2 separate regions of the Homo sapiens genome follow, and region 2 is linked to region 1. A link is a contact called in ENCODE Hi-C or POLR2A ChIA-PET data. All regions are on one chromosome and are shown on one strand. Each heading gives the region's core, a stretch centred on a gene start or an enhancer-like site at or near the end of the contact. The rest is flanking DNA. Distances are from core to core; before and after follow the strand shown.

Region 1 (4,701 bases), core at 1,860-4,359:
GGTTTGAGGAATTTCCCAGGTTAGACATCTAAATTTTCCCTAGGGTAGCCGCCATTTCCCTTCCCAGCATCCTTTGCTGTAGGGTAATCATGTGACATTAGCTCCACAAATCAGAACTCTCTCTGGGAATCTGTTTTGTACACCAATCAGAACCCGCTGGTGGTCTAGCTCCTCTACCAATCAGAGCCCGCCGGTCGTCGGGCCAAGAGTTGGCGGTGGAGGGGCCCCTGCCCAGGTTCCCTTCTGGCTAGTGCAGGAGCAGCCACACCTGGCTTCTGGACAGGGCTGGCAGAGATTCTGGCGGGAGTGTCTGAGCCAGGTGCCGTTGATGGAGGCTGCACTGTGTCTCAGGAGCAGGCCTGTGGCTGGGTGTGGGCTTCATTCCTGACTGCAAAGCGCCAAGCGGATTCTGTAGCTTTCTCAGAGACGTGGGATTGGGGCGGGAGGTGGGGGTGTCGGAGGCTGCCTCAATTCCTTTAATAAATTCCTTTTCTGTTTAGCTACAAGAAATTTTGTCATTTGTAGACAAGAGCTTTGAAAGCTGTTGTTTTTCCAGAGAGGAGGCTGAGCTCAGAGGAGGCTGACCCCTGACCAAGTTCACAGCCAGGATTCACAGCTGGACTAATTCCAGAGCGATCCTCCTCTTTCTTTTTCTTTTTCTTTCTTTTTTTTTTCTTTTGAGACGGGAGTCTCACTCTGTTGCCCAGGCTGGAGTGCAGTGGCCCGATCTTGGCTCACTGCAGCCTCCACCCTCCGAGTTCAAGAGATTCTCCTGCCTCAGCCTCCCAAGTAGCTGGGATTACAGGCGCCTGCCACCGCGCCCGGCTAATTTTTGTATTTGTAGTAGAGACCAGGTTTCACCATCTTGGCCAGGCTGGTCTTGAACTCTTGACAGGGTGATCCACCCTCCTCGGCCTCCCAAAGTGCTGGGATTACAGGTGTGAGCCACTATGCCCGGCCAATCCTCCTCTTTCTTGTATCCTGGTTTCCTAGGACAATTTGATGTCAGACTCATTCCTTTTGTGTGGATTGTTCTGGTGGATCTGGGATTTTTGAGTCTATTTGGATTGGTTTTTATCACTCCTCTTCCTAAATCCAGGATAAATTGAGAGGTAGCTGCAGGATCTGAGATCCTGTCTCAAGAAAAAAGTTCCAGTTGTAGTCCCAGCTACTCGGGAGGCTGAGGCGAGAGGATTGCTTGAGCCCAGGAGTTCGAGGCTGCAGTGATCTGTGATCGTGCCATGCACTCCAGCCTGGTCGACAGAGCCAGACCCTGTCTCTTAAAAAAAAGTTTCAATTCTAATGCAAACACAATGTATATCTGTGAGTTCTGCTGGGTGGAAATCCAGACTTCAGTCATTAAAGCCCCCACAGCTTCCCAGCTTCCATTTGAAGGGTAGGGACTATAGCCACATCCTTATCCCTCAGTTCCTGACCTCTGTGTTAAAACAGTGTGGCAATGATGCCATCATATTGTGGAGAAAACAAGGAAGCCAAATGCTGGGTAAAAGACAAAACATCTCTATAGAAAAAAGAGAAAAGGAAATGCCTCTCTGTGATGGTTCATTTCAGGTGTTGACTGGGCTAAGGGATGTCCAGATAGCTGGTAAAACATTATGGGTGTGTCTATGAGGGTATTTCTGGAAGAGACTAGCATTTGAATCGGTAGACTGAATAAAGATCTTCCCTCCCCAGTGTGAGCTGGCATTATCCAATCCATTGAGGGTCTCAATAGAACAAAGAGGGCAAAGGAGGGGTGAATTTGCTCTTTTTTTTTTTTTTTTTTTTTCTCGAGACGGAGTCTCGCTCTGTCACCCAGGCTGGAGTGCAGTGGCCTGATCTGGGCTCACTGCAACATCCACCTCCCGGGTTCAAGTAATTCTCCTGCCTCAGCCTCCTGAGTAGCTGGGATTACAGGCGCACACCGCCACGTCCGGCTATTTTTTGTATTTTAGTAGACACGTGGTTTCACTGTGTTGCCCAGGCTGGTCTCAAACTCCTGAGCTCAGGCAATCCGCCCACCTCGGCCTCCCAAAGTGCTGGGATTATAGGCGTGGGGTCTTGAACTCCTGAGCTCAAGTACAGGCAGGCGTGAGCCACCACGCTGGGCCCTTTGTTTTTGAGACAGGTTCTCGCTCTGTCTCCTAGGATGGAGTGCAGTGGTGCAATCCGGCTCACTGCAGCCTCGGCTCAAGCGATTCTCCTGCCTTAGCCTCCCGAATAGCTGAGACCACAGGCGCGGGCCACCAGGCCCAACTAATTTTTTAAATTTTCTTTTGTAGAGACGGGGGTCTCCCTAGGTTGCCCAGGCTGGTCTCCAACTCCTGGTCTCATGCCATCCTCCGGCCTCGGGCCTCCTAAAGTGTTGTGATTACAAGCGTAAGCCACCGCGCCCGGCCAATTCGGAGTCTTAAAACAAAAACAAAAACAAAAAAGTTCCTCGCGCCCACACGATTTTTACAGTAGGCCTCTAACATGGGTAGAGAGGGGAGCTATTAAAGTTGGGGAAACCGAGGCTCAAAGCCAGAGGGACCTTCATCAATCTAGACACAAGGTCTAGGAGGTCTCTTTCAGTTGATGCTATTAGAAGCTGCTTTGGGCGGAACTGGCAACACCAGCGACCCGGCCGGGACTATCGCCAGCAGACGGAAACGACTGAGGGCCTCTGAGGCTCGGAGGCGGCTAAGCGCGAGAGCCGGACGGAACGAAGGCGCCTGGCTTTGGCTGGAGCGAAAACCAGGTCTGGATTTCGCAAGAGCCCGACCCTGGAGCCAAAGCTCCACTATGATTAGAGGAGACAGAACAGCGAACGGATTTCCAAACGGAGCGAGTGGGAAGGGAAATCCTGGAGCGGAATATTCACGGGGCCTTGGAACGGAGCCGGTGCGCAGCTGCGGCTCACTGAGCTGTCTGGGTTTATTCCGGGGCAGACCGTTGGCACCAACGGGCGCAAGCGCGTCTGCGGCGGCGGGGTTCAAGAGTGGGCGGTGTCGGGAGCGCCCGGGCGCACGCGCACTGCACCGCCCAGGCGTGCACCCCGCCCCCCGCACCTGCGCACCAACACAGCCGCGGGAGGGCGGGGCCTCCTGCGTCGTCCTGCGCTAGGGGGATTGTGGGATAGTGGCGGAGGGAGCCGGGCGTCGGAGGCCCTGAGGCCGGCCGCAGAGCCCGGAGATTGAGCGGCTTTGGGGAAGGGGTGGTTAAGGAAGTAGGCCTCGGCTTCCGTCGGTCGCTGCTCGGCTCTGCGGCCCGTTTGGACCGCGGAGGAGGTCGCCTTCCCCTCCCGTGGGGCGCTCGGTTGGACTGTGGAAACCGGGGCAACTTCCCCCGTCTTCCCGGCTGAGGCGCCTGCGTGGGCCTCGCGACCCGGCTCGCCAACCCGCCTCGGCCCGCACGCCCACCTCGCCTGCGGACCCCGGAGGTGCCTACGCGGACTAGTGACGCCCCCCGCCCGTCGGCAACTCCACCCGGCGCTGACCCCCTCAACTCTGCAGGACCCGGCGCGCGAGGACCCCACGACCCGCGGGCGCCTGCGCGGACCCCGCGAGCCCCGGCGCCTGCGCGAGTCCCCGACGCCGCCCCCGCCCCCACTCACCGGGCCCCGCAGCAGGGGCCGGAGCCGCCGGCGGCGGGGCGGGGGGGGGCGCCCCGATGAGCCCCGAGTGCGAGGAGCCGCCGCCCCCCCTCGCAGGTGAGCGGCCCGCGTCGCCCGACCCTCTCTCTCCAGGGCCAGGCGCCCACGTCTTCCCCTCTCCGCGTCCCCTCAGGCTTTTCCCTCTCGGGACCCCCGCGGGTCTTTTCTGCTTCGGATCCTTTCCCTCCTTCCTTCGGGTTTCCTCTCCACGGCACCCCGTTTCTTCCCCCTCGACCCTCCCCAGTCTCTTAATCTCTTCACCTCAGCTCCGCCGCCACCCTAGTCTCAGTCTCTTGCTCTCGGCCTTTTCCCACTCGCTCTCTGCAGCTGCGCTCCCCAGTCCCTGAGCCTCAGCTCCGCTCTCTTGCCTCTCTGGCCGGTTCCCCGGCCCCCCAGGAGTCTTTCTCCCTGGTTACCCTGGACTTTGCCTGCTTACACCCTTCCCTCTCGCCCCGATCTCTGCCCCGCCACCTCTTCCGTGGCGCAGCCTCCTTAGATCCCCGGAGCTCAGGACTGGAGGAGCGGGGCTTGTTTTCACCTTGACCGACCCTCTCCCGCCTCCGGCTTCTTGTGCGAGGGACCTGGGAGCGGGGCTTCTCTGGAGCAGCCACCACTCGGGCCTGCTTCAGTGAGATGAAGCCTGCTGAGGGCAGGCAGGGAGCCTGGCGCTGGGCACCGAGGAGGGGGCATCAGCCCTAGGCCCTGCCCTGGAGGTGGGGCCGGTCCCTGGAGGGGGTACAAAGGCAGAGCCGGACAGTCACAATTCCTGCGTGTCGTGATCGAGGTGACTTAGGGAGCTGCAGGGGGCCACAGAGCGGGAGGCACTGGTGAGACTGACTGGACGGACGGCTTTTTCTGTCTAGGAAGGATGAGTAGGAGGTGACAGATGGAGAGTGGGAAGAAGGGCCTTCCGGGGGGGGAAGGAGCAGCACGTGCAGATATGTCAAGGAAGGAAGGTCGGAGTCCTGAGTGCAGATGTATTGGGAGGGTGAGGGGCAGAGTAGTTCCGCCCGGCGTGCTTATCCAGGCCTCGAATGGGACCTCTGGTTGGGGTCTTTCTTGCTCGC
Region 2 (4,998 bases), core at 2,083-4,582, 250 kb after region 1:
TTACCCTGCTCAATGCCAATATCCCATCCCACAGCACACTTTAAAAGGATTAAAGCCTGTTATCACTCGCCTGCTATAGCATGGGCTTCTAAAACCTATAAACTCTCCTTACAATTCCCCCATTTTACCTGTCCAAAAACCGGAAAAGTCTTACAGATTAGTTCAGGATCTGCGCCTTATCAAATTGTTTTGCCTATGCACCCTGTGGTGCCCAACCCCTACACTCTTTTGTCCTCAATACCTTCCTCCACAACTCACTATTCCATGCTTGATCTTAAAGATGCTTTTTTCACTATTCCCCTGCACCCCTCGTCCCAGCCTCTCTTCGCTTTCACTTGGACTGACCCTGACACCCATTAGGCTCAGCAAATTACCTGGGCTGTACTGCTGCAAGGTTTCACAGACAGCCCCCATTACTTCAGTCAAGCCCAAAGTTCATCCTCATCTGTTACCTATCTCGGCATAATTCTCATAAAAACACACGTGCTCTCCCTGCTGATCGTGTCTGACTGATCTCTCAAGCCCCAGCACCTTCTACAAAACAACAACTCCTTTCCTTCCTAGGCATGGTTAGCGCGGTCAGAACTCTTACACAAGAGCCAGGACCACACCCTGTAGCCTTTCTGTCCAAACAACTTGACCTTACTGTTTTAGCCTAGCCCTCATATCTGCGTGCTGTGGCTGCCGCTGCTTTAATACTTTTAGAGGCCCTCAAAATCACAAACTATGCTCAACTCACTCTCTACAGCTCTCATAATTTCCAAAATCTATTTTCTTACTCACACCTGATGCATATACTTTCTGCTCCCTGGCTCCTTCAGCTGTACTCACTCTTTGTTAAGTCCCACAATTACCATTGTTCCTGGCCCGGACTTCAATCTGGCCTCCCACATTATTCCAGATACCACACCTGACCCCCATGACTGCATCTCTCTGATCCACCTGACGTTCACCCCATTTCCCCACATTTCCTTCTTCCCTGTTTCTCACCCTGATCACACTTAGTTTATTGATGGCGGTTCCACCAGGCCTAATCGCCACACACCAGCAAAGGCAGGCTATGCTATGGTACAAGCCACTAGCCAGCCTCTTAGAACCTCTCATTTCCTTTCCATTGTGGAAATCTATCCTCAAAGAAATCACTTCTCAGTGTTGCATCAGCTATTCTACTACTCCTCATGGATTATTCAGGCCCCCTCCCTTCCCTACACATCAAGCTCAAGGATTTGCCCCCGCCCAGGACTGGCAAATTAGCTTTACTCAACATGCCCCGAGTAAGATAACTAAAATACCTCTTAGTCTAGGTAGACACTTTCACTGGGTAAGTACAGTCCTTTCCTACAGGGTCTGAGAAGGCCACCGCAGTCATTTCTTCCCTTCTGTCAGACATAATTCTTCAGTTTAGCCTTGTCATTCCCTTCTGTCAGACAAAATTCCTCAGTTCAGCCTTCCCACCTCTATACAGTCTGCTAACAGACCAGCCTTTATTAGTCAAATCAGCCAAGCATTTTTTCAGGCTCTTAGTATTCAGTGACAGACTAATGGTCTATTAAAAACACACCTCACCAAGCTCAGCCACCAACTTAAAAAGGACTGGACAATACTTTTACCATTTTCGCTTCCAGAATTCAGGCCTGTCCTTGGAATGCTACAAGATACAGCCCATTTAAGCTCCTGTGTAGACACTCCTTTTTATTAGGCCCCAGTCTCATTCCAGACACCAGACCAACTTAGATTGTGCCCCAAAAAACTTGTCATCCCTACTATCTTCTGTCTAGTCATACTCCTATTCACCGTTCTCAACTACTCACACATGCCCTGCTCTTGTTTACACTGCCAGTTTACACTGTTTCTCCAAGCCAGCACAGCTGGTATCTCCTGGTACTATCCCCATACCGCCACTGTTAACTCTTAAAATAAATAAATAATCTTTGCTGGCAAGGCTATGCTGAACCTCCTTAGGCACTTTCTAATTAGATGTCCTGAGTCGTCCCAATTCTTAGACCTTTAATACCTGTTTTTCTCCTTTCCTTATTCCCTTTAGTTTTTCAATTCATACAAAACTGTATCCAGGCCATCACCAATAATTCTAAATGACAAATGTTTCTTTTAACAATCCCACAATGTCACCCCTTACCACAAAATCTTCCTTCAGCTTAATCGCTCCCACTTTAGGTTCCCACGCCGCCCCTAATCCTGCTCAAAGCAGCCTTGAGAAACATCACCCATTATCTCTCCATACCACCCCCAAAAATTTTTGCTGTCCCAACACTTTACCCCTATTTCATTTTATTTTTCTTATTAATATAAGAAGACAGGAATGTCAGGCCTCTGAGCCCAAGCTAAGCCATCATATCCCCTGTGACCTGCACGTACACATCCAGATGGCCGGTTCGTGCCTTAACTGATGACATTCCACCACAAAAGAAGCGAAAATGGCCTGTTCCTGCCTTAACTGATGACATTGTCTTGTGAAATTCCTTCTCCTGGCTCATCCTGGCTCAAAAGCTCCCCTACTGAGCACCTTATGACCCCGACTCTGCCCGCCAGAGAACAACCCCCCTTTGACTGTAATTTTCCTTTACCTACCCACATCCTATAAAACGGCCCCACCCCTATCCCCCTTCGCTGACTCTCTTGTCAGACTCAGCCCACCTGCACCCAGGTGATTAAAAGCTTTATTGCTCACACAAAGCCTGTTTGGTGGTCTCTTCACACGGACGTGCATGAAAGGTGCGTGTATATTTTTGTAACACAATAAATAATAACAGTATACACTTTTTCTTTTAGAAGTATGCTGTTAAACAGAATTAAGAACAGGAAGTCTCAAAATTGTTTCTTTCAGGAGAGAAGACTTATTAATGGGGGAGAGTTCTGAACCACTTGCTTTGCATACTGCCACTTAGTTAAAAAATCGCATTTTAACTTAAAAATATCCAAAAATAACACAGTTTTATAATAAATTATTACGAATATCACAAAATAATAAAAATACAAGTAATGCAGAGTGGAAATGCAAAGCTATGAGTGCTAGACGGCTAACAAGTCATAACAAACAACACCAAAATTAAAGAACAAGATAGTTGTGACTTACCTTGGTCAATCACTTTCCATAGTAGTCATTCAATCCAGGATCTCATCTCTGAAAATGAAGGAAAAAAGCAACAGAAAATAGTGTAGAGGTCTCTGGTGTTCCAAGAATAGGCGCTGCAGAGAGATGTGGGTGCCTGGGCTGTGCCCAGTCACTGAAATGGCACACCTGATGCTACCTGTTCACTTCGGGCTGAGCAGGAGAGAGAAAAGACGTTCCCCTCAGCCACTTCCCGTCTTCTGATTTCACTTCTTGCCTGCCTCCGACTGCAAATCCTGGTTTGACGTCACTTCCTGTCTTCTGATTTTACTTCCTGTATGACCTCACTTCCTGTCTTCTACAACCACTTCCTGTCTTCTTACTTCACTTCCTGTCTTCTGACTTTACTTCCTGTATGACTTCACTTCTTGTCTTCTACCACCACTTCCTGTCTTCCGAATTTACCTCCTATCTTGACTTCACTTCTTGTTTTTTTTTTTTTTTTTTGACAGGGTCTCGCTCTGTCTCCTAGGGTGGAGTGCAGTTGTGCCAGCTTGAAACCACCTTTCCAAAATTATGACTGAGACAGTGAAAGAGATTTAACTGACTCCATTTTGCTTCTAACCTCCAAGCTGTCCTTTTTCATTCCTGGGCATAGGCTGAACTTTGGGAGAAACTTATAGTTTAAACAAAGATGATAGCCCTTTTCCAAAGCACACCTCTTTGTTGCCTGGGGACTAGATTGGCCCTGTAGGACGAACATTAGCCACGAGATTAGAAATTATGACTTAGGAGTCATGCAGCTGGAGGCTACAAGATTGTGACCCTCCCTAAACTGCTTCTAAGATCAGCGTTTAACTTGCAGACCCTGTACTTGATGGATCAGCTGGCACCACCCATATCAATAAACTGGCCCATCTTATCTTTTGGCCTCCACTCAGGAACTGAGTGCAAGAAGATAGCTTTGGCTCCCACGATTTCATCCCTGACCAAACAGCACTCCTGGCTCACTGGCTTCCCACCCACCCACCAAGTTATCCTTAAAAACGCTTCCTGAATGCTGGGAGACACTGATTTGAATAATAATAAAACTCTGGTCTCTCGTAGAGCCAGCTCTGCATGAATTATTCTCTATTGCGATTCCCTGTCTTGACGAATCAGCTCTGTCTAGGCAGTGGGCAAGGTGAACACATTGGACTATTACAATCTTGGCTCACTGCAACCTCCACCGCCTGGGTTCAAGTGATTCTCCTGCCTCAGACTCCCAAGTAGCTGAGATCACAGACGTGCACTACCATGCTCAGCTACATTTTTTTTTCTGTCCCCCGGGCTGGAGTGCAATGGTGCGATCTCGGCTCATTGCAACCTCCGCCTTCCGGGTTTAAGCGATTCTCCTGCCTCAGCCTCCAGAGTAGCTGGGATTACAGGCATGCACCACCAAGCCTGGCTACTTTTGGTATTTTTAGTAGAGACAGGGTTTCACCATGTTGGCCAGGCTGGTCTCAAACTCCTGACCTCATGTGATCCACCTGCCTCTGCCTCCCAAAGTGCTGGGATTACAGGTGCGATCCACCATGCCCAGCCCATTCCGTCTTCTGACTTGACTTCCTGCCTGACTTCACTTCCTGAAGGATGTGGTTACCATGGAAGTTGTTTTGGGGCACAGGATGTGGTCTGGGATTGGGGATTGTGAAAAGCAAGACCCTCACCGGGGTCTTTCTTCCAGAGCTGCAGCTGAGCCACAGGATCTTGAACAGGAGAGAGTTCTTCCTATTCTTGTGGAAGAGCTGAGGATTGAGAAAAGCGCGGCTTAGCTCATGGGAGTGACCTTAGCTTTGAGAAGCCTGAAAATGAGGCTTGGAGGTAGAGAGTGGTGTGTGTGTGTGCGCGTTGGGGGAGGGGGTCAGGCTCTCATGACTTCTGGCTCT

What was found. A loop is a pair of places that touch in the nucleus more often than their neighbours do. ChIA-PET counts read pairs that join two places held with the same protein, here RNA polymerase II (POLR2A). Pooled maps may share reads with other maps.
Region 2: a pooled map shows a loop between it and region 1 (6-fold over the local background). The contact joins the promoter of GP6-AS1 here to the promoter of PPP6R1 in region 1. A Hi-C loop is called at or near these places in 5 of 50 pooled maps. POLR2A ChIA-PET finds 5 or more read pairs at or near these places in 3 of 52 experiments (WTC11, activated CD8-positive, alpha-beta memory T cell and common myeloid progenitor, CD34-positive).

The regions. Positions count from the first base shown.
Region 1 is chr19:55,257,425-55,262,125 of GRCh38, reverse strand. PPP6R1 (protein phosphatase 6 regulatory subunit 1) reads left to right here and starts at 3,109. Exons shown (of 24, transcript NM_014931.4): 1 at 3,109-3,691. RefSeq lists enhancers at 2,472-2,521, 2,602-2,651, 2,682-2,881, 2,887-3,861 and silencers at 2,711-3,005, 2,912-3,191, 3,322-3,421, 3,592-3,651.
Region 2 is chr19:55,004,561-55,009,558 of GRCh38, reverse strand. GP6-AS1 (GP6 antisense RNA 1) reads right to left here and starts at 3,332. Exons shown (of 3, transcript XR_001754013.3): 1 at 3,270-3,332; 2 at 3,095-3,142.